Linked DNA regions of Homo sapiens: region 1 is linked to region 2. A link is a contact called in ENCODE Hi-C or POLR2A ChIA-PET data. All regions are on one chromosome and are shown on one strand. Each heading gives the region's core, a stretch centred on a gene start or an enhancer-like site at or near the end of the contact. The rest is flanking DNA. Distances are from core to core; before and after follow the strand shown.

Evidence for each region. A loop is a pair of places that touch in the nucleus more often than their neighbours do. ChIA-PET counts read pairs that join two places held with the same protein, here RNA polymerase II (POLR2A). Pooled maps may share reads with other maps.
Region 1: a loop to region 2 is called in a pooled map, with 7 times the contacts of the local background. The contact joins the enhancer-like site here to the promoter of ROGDI in region 2. A Hi-C loop is called at or near these places in 3 of 37 single-sample maps with no recorded cell type and 10 of 50 pooled maps. POLR2A ChIA-PET finds 5 or more read pairs at or near these places in 2 of 52 experiments (MCF 10A and activated CD4-positive, alpha-beta T cell).

The regions. Positions count from the first base shown.
Region 1 is chr16:4,501,948-4,508,010 of GRCh38, reverse strand. HMOX2 (heme oxygenase 2) reads right to left here. Exons shown (of 6, transcript NM_002134.4): 2 at 2,401-2,527; 3 at 999-1,116; 4 at 1-298. The coding sequence starts at 2,486. Among named protein-coding and RNA genes, the nearest start is that of HMOX2, 29 kb to the right of the region's middle. Within about 2 kb of position 1,415, at least 14 of the 41 ENCODE cell types and tissues checked have a DNase peak (open chromatin) inside an H3K27ac peak, as active enhancers do.
Region 2 is chr16:4,800,328-4,803,882 of GRCh38, reverse strand. ROGDI (rogdi atypical leucine zipper) reads left to right here and starts at 1,250. Exons shown (of 11, transcript NM_024589.3): 1 at 1,250-1,356; 2 at 1,430-1,501; 3 at 2,298-2,380; 4 at 2,562-2,616; 5 at 3,305-3,385. The coding sequence starts at 1,312. It overlaps GLYR1 (glyoxylate reductase 1 homolog), which reads left to right. Exons shown (of 16, transcript NM_032569.4): 16 at 1-680. RefSeq lists silencers at 743-954, 847-1,636, 1,677-1,736 and an enhancer at 1,242-1,742.

The DNA of each region.
Region 1 (6,063 bases), core at 166-2,665, 300 kb after region 2:
TCAGCACCTGGCCCCCCGAGAGATCCCCCATGTAGCGGGTGTATGCATGGGCCACCAGTAGCTCCGGCTCGTTCTGCCCTATGTAGTGGATCCGCTCCACGTACTTCTGGGCAGCCTTGGGGCACTGCACCTGCTCCTCCCAGTTTTCACCAAAGAAATACTCCATGTCCTTGGTCAGCGCCTCCTTCCGGTGCAGCTCCATGGGGAAGTACAAAGGGGCAAAGGCTGGATGGTCCTTGTTGCGCTCCATTTCCTCCTCGAGGGCTGAGTATGTGAAGTAAAGTGCCGTGGTGGCCAGCTGTGGAGGTGACAGGAGGAGGCCAGCTATGCCTGAGCACACCACATCCGAGCAGCTGGATGCAGAGGCTCAAGTGACAACCCCCAACCCCAAAGACCCAATCCTATGGTCCATTTTTATGTAGTGAATTATTTAACACACAAGGAAGCTTTTGTTTCTTAAAGGAATGGCATGGTGAAGTCTTTGGAACACGCATACTTTTGCTTCCTTCACACCACTATGTTATTCTATCTAAGCCATGAGAACCAATTTTTTTTTTTTTTGGCGGGGTAAAGAGTCTCGCTCTGTCACCCAGGCTGGAGTACAGTGGGACGATCTCGGCTCACTGTAACCTCCGCCTCCCAGGTTCAAGTGACTCTCCCACCTCAGCCTCCCAAGTAGCTGGGAGTACAGGCACGCGCCACCACACCCGGCTAATTTTTGTATTCTTAGTAGAGACAGGGTTTCACCATGTTGGCCAGGCTGGTCTCAAACTCCTGGCCTCAAGTGATCCACCTGCCTCGGCCTCCCAAAGTGCTGGGATTACAGACATGAGCCACTGTACCCAGCCGAGAGCCAGAGCTTAACGTCAAGAAGGAATGGAGTGTGGAGAAAAGCCCAGCTTTTCCCTCAGAGTGGCTCCAGGGGCACTTTTCTCATGGGACCAAGGCCCCCACCCCAACCCCATATGACAGTCTGGAACCCAATGCGGGGCACAAACCTTAAACAGCTCCTTCTTAATGTTGCCTTTCAAGAAGTCCTTGACAAACTGGGTGTTTTCTGCCCGGTCGTGTGCTTCCTTGGTCCCTTCCTTCAGGAGCTCCGAGAGGTCAGCCATTCTGTGGAGAGATGGGAGGTGTTTGTGTGTCAATTAGCCCTTCCCAGCTTTCCAGAAAGGACCATAGAGAGAAGATTGAGTCCACACCCCAAGGTGACCACCTGTTGTACTGGAGGCTGGGGCTTCTCAGACACTTCACTCCAACACAAATAGCAGCAACTTGTCAGGGAACACAGGACAAGCAGACATGACATTCTGCTCCAAGGACTCAGGACACAAGGGATAACTGTGGCCTGCTCCTTGAGAGTAGTACCCACGTCCATGTGTCTGTGTTGGGAACCACCCAAATGAGCAATGCTTTGCTTCTGTGGCCACCTAGTGGTCGAAGAGACACACATCTGTATTCCCTTCAGTATTTGCTGGCTTCTCTAAGAACAGCCTGCCTTGGAACGTGTCTTCTGGAATTCACACACCTCAGTAAGGCTGTGACCATGGGTCTCCTCAGATGGCCCTACTGCCTTCCTCCCACCTTGGACCCACAGCTTCTTTGAGACTATATGTGACTAGGACCAAGCACGGAAGGATGCAAAGGAGACAACCGAGAGGCTAGGGCCAGGACGCTGGGTTTGTGCTGCTTAACGAAATTACACAGTTGTAAAGGTGTGTGGATGGATGGACAAGGTAGAAAACATGTGATCCTAAAGATGGTGGTACTTGGGCAGGGGCTTACATGTGTCCACACAATCCATCTACAAGAGTGAGAAAAATTTGGCCTTATCATGGTCTGGCTTCTGCTGTCTTCTTTAGGAGATTAGCTCGTTATCATCCATGTGCTGAGAATCAATTTATTATTAGCAATTATTTCAAGGGATAAAAAAAAAACTTGGCCAATGACAGGGCTATGAGAGGCTAATGATGCAGAACAGGGCCTGGAAGCTCAGGTTTAGCATGAGCTGTCCCTATACAGAGTAAGGAAAGGCTGCCCTGCAGTCTTTTATGTGGTAAAAGACTGAACAGAGCCAGCTTTGCCTGCGTTTACCCTTTCTCAGCCCAGATGAGGAAACGCACAAGTTTTTAAAAAGAAAAAAGGATAACTACCATCAAATCCTATCAGCACTCCCAGGAGCACCTGCCCTGCCTCCTTGGATGAGACAATGGACCAGTGGGGAGAGTTCTAAGCAGCCGAAGCTGTATGCGGTCCCTGCAGGGCCAAGCAGGCACCCAGGGGTCCAGAGCTCATGGCCCATGGCCACTCCCCAGTGCTGCCAACAGACAAAACCAGGTGTGCTGAGCACGACAGGTGCTGGGCCCACCTGATTCAGTGCAGCCAGCCCCCATCGCTCACCTCATTTGGTTCTCCTTTTCTAGGGCCCCAGAGTTCTTTTTTTCTGACTCGTCTACCCCCTCTGAGGTTTCCACTTCCGCTGACATTGCTGCTGGGTGTGGTTCTTGCTGCTCTCGCTCCTCTGGTCCTGCAGAGACACAAGGAGCTGGTGATGTGGCACCCACGGCAGTCACTTCCCCAAATACCTGTCGGTTCTGCTTTCCTCAGAGCGAATGTAACCAAGGTGACACCCACACACCCCAGGATTGTTTTCTTTAAAATAAAGCTCTGCCATTACTGGGACCATAGTGGAATATGGAAAAAATCTGAATATGAACAATGTATTAGGTAATAGCATTGTATTGACATTAAGCTTGCTGGTTTTTAAAAATAATTGTACTGCGATTATATAAGAGAATGTCTTTGTTCCTAAGAAATACACACTGGGGTATTCAGAAGTAAAGGTACACTGCCTGCAACTCCCTGTCAGATGGTTCAGAAGACAGTGTGTGTGCATGTGCATATGCTGCAGGGTGGGGGACACTGGCAAGTCAGAAAAGCAAACAAGGCAAAATCCTAGCAGTGAATCTGGGGAAGAGGTATGAGAGTTCTTTGTACTATTCTTACCATTTTTCTGTATGCTTAAAACTGTATCAAGGCAGGGCACAGTGGCTCATGCCTGTAATCCCAGCACTTTGGGAGGCCGAGGCAGACTGGAGTTTGAGACTAGCCTGGTTAACATGGTGAAACCCTGTCTCTACTAAAAATACAAAAAATAGCCGGGCATGGTGGTGCACACTTGTAATCCCAGCTACTCGGGAGGCTCAGGCAGGAGAATCTCTTGAGCCCAGGAGGCAGAGGTTGCAGTGAGCCGAGATCACGCCGTTGCACTCCAGCCTGGGCAACAAGAGCGAAACTGTCTTAAAAAAAAAAAAAAAAAAAAAAAAAAGACCGTATCAAAATTAAAAGTTAGGCCAGACACGGTGGCTCATGCCTGTAATCCCACCACTTTGGGAGGCCAAGGTGGGTGGATCACCTGAGGTTAGGAGTTTAAGACCAGCCTGACCAACATGGAGAAACCCTGTTTCTACTAAAAATGCAAAATTAGCCGGATGTGGTGGCGCGTGCCTGTAATCCCAGCTACTCAGGAGGCTGAGGCAGGAGAATCACTTGAACCTACGAAGCAGAAGTTGCAGTGAGCCAAGATCGCGCCACTGCACTCCAGCCTGGGCAATAAGAGTGAAACTCTGTCCAAAAAAAAAAAAAAAAAAAAAAAATTGAAAGTTACCAAAAACAAAGAAAACCTCAAAAACCTTAGGGAAACAAAAAGCTTGGCAAGCAACGCACAGTTCCACCCCTCTGCAAGCGTGCTGAGGCCAGTTCATCCTACCTGTGAGAGGCTGGGTGCCTTGTGCAGAAGGCAGCCTACAGGAGTTACCAAAAAAGCAGACTGTCCCTAGCCTACTCAGGACTTTGCTAGGCTGAAGGAAATATTAAGTTGGCCAATCAATTCCCATTGCCTGCTGCAAATGCTGAGCCTTTGTCAGCCAGGGAAACACAGTCCCATAACAAGGCAAGCTCATCCTCCATCCCTCGGGGCTTCTGCTCAGGCAATGTAAGGCGCAGCCCATTTGGGGAATCTTCCACATGAATAGCAGCACAGTAGCACCGACAACTAATAAAGTAACTCACAAAGACAGAACTGGGGCCAAATCAGGCCAAACTGGGCCAAGGAAAAAGAACTTATTTACTGAGCATTTTCTATGTGCTCTACCCAGAAACAGGTGTCAAGAAGAACACAGAAGTGTTAAGAAATGGTCCTTAAAAGGCCCAAGGCACATATCCTTCCTGAGTTTTCTCTAGATACCTAGTTACATTTTTGTTATCTTTTAGGATATTATAGTACATGGTTTGCTCACTGAGGTCTTTTTGAACCATCTCTCTCACCTTTAGATTTAGCATCTCTACTGGGATTATTTTAGGAAGTCAAGCAATAACTCATATAGCACAATGCCTACCATGTGATAAGCACTCAATGAATGTTACATCATGATCATACTTTATTTTGACTGAGGCTTAGTGATGTCTGAGAACACTCAGAAAATAAACATCGGGATGTACAGAAAAATGGAACCTTCTCTTGACTCCAAATCAGAGACACTCTACTCTGCAATAATGCTGATGAACTGTACGATGCACAGCACAGTCTAGAAGAATGTGAAAGCAGGCAGGTATTACATGCAGGGAAGAGTATGCAGAGGGCTTCCTGGGGCAGGACCCTCAACACAGACAGGATTTGGGGCAGGGCTGGGGGAGGGCCTCCAGATCAAGGGAATATTATGAACAAAGCCAGAAATGGGTAGTTCACAGAGATAGCATAAGGCTGCCCAGCTGTGCGTCCACTTACCAAGGGGCAAAAACAGGCATTGCAAGCTGTAGAATAAGCCTCACATGGGCCTTCAGACCTTGATTTATAAATGTTTTCTTTTTTTTTTTTGGTAAAAGTACAGCTTTGCTAGCCGGGCGCGGTGGCTCACGCCTGTAATCCCAACACTTTGGGAGGCCGAGGTGGGCAGATCAGGAGGTCAGGAGTCCGAGACCGGCCTGGCCAACATGGTAAAACCCTGTCTCTACTAAAAATACAAAAATTAGCCAGGCATGGTGGCACACACCTGTAATCCCAGCTACTCAGGAGGCTGAGGCAGGAGAATCGCTTGAACCTGGGAGGCGGAGGTTGCAGTGAGCCGAGATGGAGCCACTGCACTCCAGCCTGTAATCCCAGCTACTTGGGAGGCTGATGTAGGAGGATTTCTTGAGCCTGGGAGACAGAGGTTGCAGTGAGTCGAGATCATGCCACTGCACTCCAGCCTGGCCGACAAAGTAAGACTCTGTCTCAAAAATAAATAAATAAAATACTTTAAATAATAAGAACAGCTTTGCTGTACACCCTTGAGGACCCTGAGAGCCAAAATTTGTCTCTGGCTGCTCAGTTCTCAGGCAGCAGAGAAAAAGGTGCTGGGATGAAAACACTGAGCTATCTAGAGGAGGGAGGGGTGCAGTAAAGGGTCCTGGAGCCTCTAGATGGGTGATGGAAGTAAAGGACCAGGCTGAGGGCACACACACACCAGGCTGAGGGTCCAGGTACCCCAGGACCACAGGCCCCATGCTTCTTACAGGCAAAATGAGGCAAAGACAAGTGCCATCCATGGCCCAGGTTACCAACTGCAGTAACTTCAGCGTGCTTCTTGCCATTTGCACCTACTTATCATGCTGCACAACAGTGATAGGGAACGTGATTAAATCTCATTAACTGTGTTTTACTCAATAATAACTGCATGCTCTGGGAGAGTATAGTCTTGCTTAATTAAACAACAAGTCCTTGTGCTTCTCCGAAAAATACAAAAAGGAGCCAGGCACAGTGGTTCGCACCTATAATCCCAGCATTTAGGGAGGCCGAGGTGGGCAGATCACCTGAGGTCAGCAGTTCGAGACCAGCCTGGCCAACATGGTGAAAGCCCATCTCTACTAGAAATACAAAAATGAGCCAGGCATGGTGGTGGGCAATTTTTTGTAATCTGCTGTCCACGACTTCAAATTTTCTACACTCAAAATAGGTTCTACCGATTTTACTTTGAAGGAAAGCTAACAGGAAGAATACTGAGTTCTCAAGGCGGGCTGAAAGTA
Region 2 (3,555 bases), core at 1-2,500:
TTTTTTATCCCTCTGCATGGGTTGGATTTTCCAAAATCATAATTTGCAGAAGGAAGGCCAGCATTTACGATGCAATATGTAATTATATATAGGGTGGCCACACTAGGGCGGGGTCCTTCCCCCCTCACAGCTTTGGCCCCTTTCAGAGATTAGAAACTGGGTTAGAGGATTGCAGAAGACGAGTGGGGGGAGGGCAGGGAAGATGCCTGTCGGGTTTTTAGCACAGTTCATTTCACTGGGATTTTGAAGCATTTCTGTCTGAACACAAAGCCTGTTCTAGTCCTGGCGGAACACACTGGGGGTGGGGGCGGGGGAAGATGCGGTAATGAAACCGGTTAGTCAATTTTGTCTTAATATTGTTGACAATTCTGTAAAGTTCCTTTTTATGAATATTTCTGTTTAAGCTATTTCACCTTTCTTTTGAAATCCTTCCCTTTTAAGGAGAAAATGTGACACTTGTGAAAAAGCTTGTAAGAAAGCCCCTCCCTTTTTTCTTTAAACCTTTAAATGACAAATCTAGGTAATTAAGGTTGTGAATTTTTATTTTTGCTTTGTTTTTAATGAACATTTGTCTTTCAGAATAGGATTGTGTGATAATGTTTAAATGGCAAAAACAAAACATGATTTTGTGCAATTAACAAAGCTACTGCAAGAAAAATAAAACACTTCTTGGTAACACAGCTGTGCCGCAGGAGTCCTGCTTCCCTCGTCCTCGGCGAGATGGGTGGGAGGAGAAGGCAGCGGCGGGGCCGGGGTGGGTTTTCGGGACCTCCGCGTCCGGGGTGAGACGGACTTGGGAGTGGCGGCGAGGTCCGCGGCAGGGTTGGAACCACGACCAATGGAGCCAAGCGGGCCAATAGGGAGGAGGAGCGGGGACAGACTGTCCTGCCGGCCAATGAGTGAGCGCGAGTGGAGCAGAGCGCCCTATCATATCCTGGGGGCGCCCCGGGAGCTCCGCCCCCAAGCGGGCGCCCCAGGCTGGTGCCGGCCGCGTCCCTGGCCAGCCGGAGCAAGCCTGACTCGTGCAGCCGCCGGCCGCGTCCCTGGCCAGGCGGAGCGAGCCTCACTCCCGCAGCCGCCAGTCTGGTTCCAGGGCTCCCGCAGGTTTCGGGGGCCGAGGCGGACCGACAGGCGCCAGCCAATCGCGAGCACGGAGCCGGCCTGGGGGCGGGGTGGTACCCGCTCCGCCAATCGGGTGGGGGCGGAGCCAGACGCCGGGGGCGGACGGGAGGACCGGAGGACCGAGGACAGAAAGATTGGTGGACAGGAGCAGCGGCCGGTGGGGAGGGCGCTCGGCGGCGGCCTGCGGCCATGGCCACCGTGATGGCAGCGACGGCGGCGGAGCGGGCGGTGCTGGTAAGGCGCGCGGGCCAGCGGGCGGGCCGGCGGGGCGGCGGGGCCGGGCGCGACCGCCGGGTCTGTCCCGCAGGAGGAGGAGTTCCGCTGGCTGCTGCACGACGAGGTGCACGCTGTGTTGAAGCAGCTGCAGGACATCCTCAAGGTAACGACCCGCGCCCTGCCCCGCCGGGCGTGGCGGCCCTCCCTCCTCATTTCCCTGGCTCCACCTGGGGCCGCGCGGCTGCGTCCTGAGCGCCTACAGTGTGCGGCTGCCGCGGCTTTCAGGCAGGGCCCCGCCTCCGCGAACTCGAGCCGACCTCATTATATAAGTACCTGTGTGCGGGCAGGGGCGGGTCCCGACGAGGGTGCTAGCAAGGGCCTGAGTCCCGCCCGGCCTCGGGTCGGGGAAGGCCGCCTTGGGAGCAGCGGCATCCAATCTGGGAGCCGAAGAATTCTGCCTCTGCCTGGCAGTGTGACTTCAGCCAAGTCACTGAACCTCCCTGGGCCTCCCTTTTCTCATTGGCAAAAGGGAGATAACAGTACCCGCTTCGCGAGGCTGGGGTGTAGATAAATGAGCCAGGCAGCTCACAGAAGTAACCGGCGTAGTGCTTGCTGTGGCCCAGGACCGCGGGTTACCATAACTACTGCCTTGTTCCCTGACTCTGCCCCTTGCCCCTTTCCCCCTCAACCAAGCTGGGAGGCTGCCCCTGTCTGTTTTGTATTCCCCGAGGCGGGCACACAGGAGGTGTTCAGGGAATGTGGTATAAGCAGAGATCGGGCTCACGGTTAGGTGCCCTGGGGGCTTGGGCAGGGTCTTCCCACCCCAGCTGAACCCAGGTGAGGCCAGGCCACGTTGTTCCTTCCCCCCGCTGACTTGGAGGGAGGGGGGCTTCTGGAAGGAGCACTGGGCCGGGCCTGAGTGGGCGCTACCAGCTCCCCTCCTTCCCTCTGTTCCACAGGAGGCCTCTCTGCGCTTCACTCTGCCGGGCTCCGGCACTGAGGGGCCCGCCAAGCAAGAGAACTTCATCCTAGGCAGCTGTGGGTGAGCCTGGGCTAGGCGGAAACCGGGGAAATGGGTACCTTGGGGGGTAGGAGGCATGGCCATAGCCCTGTCCTGCAGACCAGCTGGTTGTGCGATGGGACAGGAGGGGCAGCCCGCCGGGAGGGAGGGCTGGGTGGTGGGGGGGTGACCACAGGCACCGCTCTGACGCCACATGTTACAGCACAGACCAGGTGAAGGGTGTGCTGACTCTGCAGGGGGATGCCCTCAGCCAGGCGGTGAGTCCCCCGGCCCTGTCCCCTCCCATCCTGCCAATGGGGAAGAGCATGGGAGCTCCCACTTTCTCTCTGTACAAGCCCTGCGACTCTGGGCGGGACCCTTGATCTCTCTGGCCTCAGTTTTCTCCTTTGGAAAATGACAGCAACCCTCACACCTTCTCCCGGGATCGGTGTGCAGATTCAGTAAGAGGTGCAGGAGAGGGGTTCTTTGCACACGGCCTGGCCTGGCGTCCGGACCAGTGAAACATGGGCATTGGTGGATTAGGCTGGCCACACATCACAGTTGAATCAGCCAATGCCTGAACTCCAGTCTGCACCCGACTCTGTGCCAGGCACCAAGGCGTGGGGGGAGGCCCCCCTCCTGGGCTCCATCTGTTGCCCTTTGTAGACACTAGATGCACCCCGTTCGCACAGAGCCTCACAGAGGCTGCCTTTCCTCTTCCCCTTCCCCTTTCTTCACCTCTTTCCATTTCACTTCTTTGTGGCTCTTCTTGGGCCTGGTTTCCTGTTTCCTGACCTCCCTGTTCAACCCCCAAACGGCCAAGGCATTGGGAGACCCTCTGCCCTATACAGCGGCCAAGGCCTGAACCACCACACACCCCATTTCTGCCCTGGGCTTAAGGGCTCAGAGTGGCTGTGGCAGGAGGTGCCCCCCCACTGCCCAGCTCACCCCACTCTTGCCTGTCAGGATGTGAACCTGAAGATGCCCCGGAACAACCAGCTGCTGCACTTCGCCTTCCGGGAGGACAAGCAGTGGAAGCTGCAGCAGGTGACCCCGCCCCTCCTGGCTAGTGCTCAGCCACAAGGACAGGCGGCAGCAGGCCTGCCGCGGGGCCTCCCTGGAGAGGGACTAGCCCTGGGGATCTGTGGCCACAGCAAGCCTGGGAGGGTGTTTCCTAACAGCAAAGCTGGGGGCAGGCGTTTCCTGAAGCCCTGGAG